Regions from separate parts of the Homo sapiens genome. Here region 1 is linked to region 2. Evidence: chromatin loops called from intact Hi-C (ENCODE). Cell type or tissue: PC-9. All regions are shown on one strand.

What was found. Peaks named below come from ENCODE experiments on the same cell type or tissue, not always from the same donor. Only the 100,000 strongest peaks of a DNase experiment are listed, where the experiment ranks them.
Region 1: it touches region 2 in a loop (5-fold over the local background); 1 of 110 quality-filtered maps calls a loop at or near these places.

The regions. Positions count from the first base shown.
Region 1 is chr7:46,557,722-46,560,221 of GRCh38, forward strand. No RefSeq gene overlaps it. Among named protein-coding and RNA genes, the nearest start is that of IGFBP3, 640 kb to the left of the region's middle. In PC-9, no CTCF peak of the experiment used is centred here; DNase peaks (open chromatin) are centred at 1,240 and 1,670; H3K4me3 peaks cover 418 bases; H3K27ac peaks cover 2,462 bases.
Region 2 is chr7:46,190,490-46,192,989 of GRCh38, forward strand. No RefSeq gene overlaps it. Among named protein-coding and RNA genes, the nearest start is that of IGFBP3, 270 kb to the left of the region's middle. In PC-9, no CTCF peak of the experiment used is centred here; DNase peaks (open chromatin) are centred at 1,452 and 1,812; H3K27ac peaks cover 2,398 bases.

The sequences.
Region 1 (2,500 bases), 370 kb after region 2:
CAGCTCACAGTTATTTAACAATTTCCTGAAGACGATGTGTGTACCTAAGCAGGCACACAGGCTTTTTAGTAACGAAGCCTCTGCCTGTCCTTCCAGACACATCTTGAGCAGTACTCCCACCTCCCTAGACTTTCTTAGTTACACGGTGGTCACTGCTCTGCCAAATGTATGTGCTTGAATAATCTTCACATATAAGTTAGTGAGCTACCTTTGTCTGGGCTGAAAATATTCTTCCCTTTGTTTCTGCTCAGTTGGGCTTCATAGGTCAGCTTCTTTTTATCACTCTCTCGATGAAAAGTCCAAGGCAGGCATGTCTAATTGACTGAAACTGGGTCATTTATTGTTCTCTCTGCAGGCCAGGAGAGTGAGGATGTAGTTGGTTTGTACAGGATAAATTTGACAACAGATATTGCAGATCAACTTTAGGGTACTGTTGAGGCTCTGCTGGGAGAGGAGAATTAGAGAGAGGTGAATTCATGAGACAGTTTAGGCCCAGAGCTAGGAAGACTAATGCATGTGAAAAGTGAGGAGATGTGTCTGACAGCCTCATCCAGATTCCTGGCATGTGGGATGAGGGCAGATGGAAAGACCACTCATTGAAACAGGACCAAACTTCCTTTACTCAATGTGGAGTATTTGTGAATATAGAAGAAGGAAAGGGCCATGGGACAGGTTCAGTTTTTGATGTTTCTATCCAGTGTTCAGGGGTCACTGATAAGTGAGAAAGTATGTGCCTTGGACAGGAGACCATGACAGTGATCTGGACCTGACATAGCACTGTCAATTTAGAGGAAGTAGTTGAAGCTGTGTGTGGAAGAGGCTCCACTCCGGTGGTATTGCTACAAATGCAAAGGCTGAATACCATGGGTCATGCTCTTTCTTTGACCTTCTAAAGAGTCTGGTGCAAGCCATATGTTGCCCTGTGCATCTTTGATTGTTATCTTTAGTCCACTGAGAATGTCCACTAACAATTAGGTAGGACTTATTACAGGCCATGCACTGTCCCAAGCATGTGTTTTCACTCATTTGATGTACACAGCACCTTAAGAGGTAGGCAATTTTTATGATGCCTATTTTACAACAGAGAAAGCTGAGGTGCAGAGAGATAAAACCCAACATTATAGAAAAAGTAAGTGTTAGATCCAGGGCTTCAACGTGAGACTCTTTTGCCCTGAAATCCCTGTGTCTCACCACACAAATATGCCTCTTTCAGAATTACATCATTTGTCACTCTGCCCTGTCACAAGACAATTAATGAAGTGTGTGTGTTGGCGGGGGGGGAGTGGGTGGGGAGTGGTCATCTTTTGAGGGATTGCAGGGTTCATAAAGAGAAGCTATACTTTTTCCTGGTTACTGTCTCCAAAGCCAAGCAAGAGTGATCAAGACAGCTTCATAATGTTTGGAGGAACCTACAAGAAGGAAAACCTGATAGTGTTTAATGCATATTACAGTAGATGCCATACTTAATTATAAATTTCTGAGTTTACTTCCCCATAGTTCTGTAAGCTTTTGAAGGCAAGACTTAACGTTAACCACCAAACCCCTAAATGGTAGTGTTTTTGTTAGAAACAGGCTGCCTCTAACCCTTCCAGCTCTTGAGGAGAAACGGGAGGAGAAAGATGACATTTGATCGTGTTCCAGGGAGAATGTCTAAGTTGTGTAAGTCAATTCTGACTCATGGGGAAAGGTTATTCTAAGTTTCAGCACACAGTTGTTTTTGTCCTTGTGTGAGGATGCTCTATAGGGCACGCCAGTGCCCCGGCTCATCCACAGGAAGTCTTTCATAGGAAGCAAACTGCAGTGTGTGGGGTTTCCTAAAAGAGCTTCAATATTGCAGTTCTAAAAAATTTCTAGAGGAGTTTGGGGCATATGGGGTTAAAGGTCAATGCAGGAAATCATTAGCGCACAGTAGGCATCTTCAATGAGATGAGCATTTGGTGTGGACACAGGGAAGGGAAGGTCTCATTAACACGCTGGCCAGTGAGGGCCTCACAGGTTTTATCTGGAAATAACAGGCAGTTAATTCCAGGTTTACATGCAGACTTATCTGCATACTCTGTGTTTTCAGATGGCATGTGCTATGTTTTAACCAACTGTGTATCTTTCCTTTCATAATGTGAATTGTGACCTGGAATTAATTCTAGCAGTATCAAATAGCTCCATCCATTTCTGGAACCTAAATAAAAAACAATGAACCACTCTTTCTAAAATAGGAGACCTGTTTACAAATCCTATTTGGCTACCCCTCATACTAGTAAAAGAAAGAGACCGTAAGTAAAGGGGAGAAAGGAAGAATGGAACAGAATGTTCACTCTTGTGTATTACTCCACTGTTATTATTGGTTCTTTTCTGCAATGAGGAATCAATGTTAGCATACAGTTGGTTTGTAAGAGATTGTAGGGGAAGATGGTAGTTAGGTCTGGAATTCAAAGAAAACTTCCTGGAGGAAGAAGAATATAAAAATTATAATAGAGGGATTCACCTTCTTCCTGGTTTAGTC
Region 2 (2,500 bases):
AATTTTTGTATTTTTAGTAGAGACGGGGTTTCGCCATGTTGGCCAGGCTGGTCTCAAACTCCTGTCCTGAAGTGATCCACCCTCCTTAGCCTTCTAAAGTGCTGAGATTACAGGTGTGAGCCATCATGCTTGGCCAAGAAATCTATGTTTTTGTTGCTATTGGTTTATTGATGAATTACAAGTATCCAGAGTAGTGCTGGGCACATAGTAGGTGATCAAAACTATCTGTGTAGTGAACACATCTACCATCACATCCATATGGATCAATTCTGTGATTATTGATTGACATGCTTATCACCTGAAAGGCAGTGAAAGCTATGTGAGGACAGAGGCTGTGTTTTATTCATTGCTCTACATAGAGCAGAAACTGCAGTACTGGGCACAAACTAGTGTTGATGAACATTCCAAAGATAAGTGAAAAATCAGAGTACTGTGCAAATCTGTGCAAATCAGAGTACTGATTTTTTTTTTAACAGCATGCCTGAAGGGACCAGGTAAACAATAACAACAGCTCAGTAACTTGCAGGGAACACAGCACCTCCTGAGTTTCTCAAACCATGGACAGGGGAGAGAGACTCCTCTTGGTACCTGGAAGCTGTTGAAGAAGGGCCCCTTACTGTGGACGTCTGCCCACCCAACCAAATTCTCAAGAGAAGATATGAGTTGCCGCTGGTGTCCTGGGATACCATTCCTCCCTTTCACCATTGCTGAGTTGTAAGGCAAACCTTACTCTACACACACCACAAGGCACAACACTCTCCGCTCAAGTCTCTGTCTCATAGAGTGTTCAGTGACAATCAATAATGTAGCTTCCTCCCAGCCACTGGAGATTTACTTTCCGGAGAGGGTGATGCCTTATATCAGACAGAAAGGGTACCACAATCACCTGGAGAGGGCAATGGTCTACATCAGAGACCAAGGGCACCCAGTCACCTGGGGAGAGTAATGGTTTGCCTCAGAGACCAAGGGTACACACCTCTTCTAGAGGGAGTGATGCCTTGCATTCAAGACCAGGAGCCTCCACCTCACCTGAGAACAGACTCTCCACCCCCATCCTATACCTACTGAATCAGCATCTGCAGTTAACAAGGCCCTGGGGGTTTATATACCCACTGAAGTTGAGGTGCAAACCAGTTTAATGCAAGCTGTACCATGCGACGCCTCTCACTGCTTCATCAGTTCAAACTAGCTAACATCCAGGTTCACTTTTATCAAGTTAAAGACTTCTCTTCGCTGTCAGGCGTGTACTTGGAAACATATGCATTGACATGTGGAAAACACAAAAACAACATTGACAGGGACACATAGGTGGCCGTGCAGGTATAAAGGAAACAATTCAAATGAGATCAGTACTTGGAGTCACATTCCATACAAACCATAGAGCAGGGGTATTCTTTGTAATAGGGAGCGGTGAGTGAGTTATACGTTTCTAGGATGGGCTAGGGAAAAATACTTTCCTCTGTTTCAGTCAGGAGAAAAGGATGTGGATGTGGATTCCAAGTAGTTGAATAATTTGCCTGAAAGAATTGTGGTTGCAATCATCTAAACGAAAGGCTTAGGGTAAAATGTACACCCATCTAAATATAAAAATTCCTGGGTCTCATTGCAGACCTACTAAATTAACATCACCATAGGTGGCCTAGGAATTGGTATTTCTATGCAGTATTTCTGTGATTTTAATGTGCAGACTGGTATAGGAAGCTGTAGTGAATTCTTATAATTTTGTGTGGCTTCAACATCCACTTTGAATATAGGTTTAACTTCCTTGTCACCCTTGACATGGTGCCTAGTTCTTTACCTGCTCCCAGTTCCTGAGCATGGTTGACCTGGACATCTGCCCTATAAATCATCCCCTGCTGACCACTTTCCTATGAGACAGCTGGATACAACCTACTTGACTTACCTCACTGACTCCCACCCCCAGCATGGATCTCACAGATGTGCCACAGTGATCATGTCTCAGTTGCAGCATGACTGCACGGAGCTGATGCCTGCTGGCTCTAATCAATTAGAACTCCCCTTGGGAAGCCTGCTGGGATAATGCCTTGGACTCCAATGAACACTTTGGCCCGTAGGTCCCTTGTTCTCTCTCTTGTTCCCCATCCACTGTTTGAACGTTTGTTTCCCTGTTGGCTCCTCCTTTCCCACTGGCCCTGTGAAGCATGCTGCCTTCTTCTCTCTGGGATCTGTAAGAAACTGCTTCTGTGATTTCATGGATTTTGTTGAGTTGCCTCCTCTTTCTCATCTGATCCATAGACCAGAGAATAACTTCTCTCCTGGGCAGGGCTTTCCTAGACATTGGCTATCTTAGTAGGAATAAACTGAACACAGGTGAGACATGATCCACAAGGGCAGTAAAAATCAGTTTCTGTGAAAGTGATAGCTGGTCACAAGTGACACTTAGGTATCAGCCCATCCACAAGGATAAAGAAGTATCTTATGAGAGGCACACTGCAAACATCTATCACCAAATTCCTGAATCAGGGAAGTGCTAGAGTTT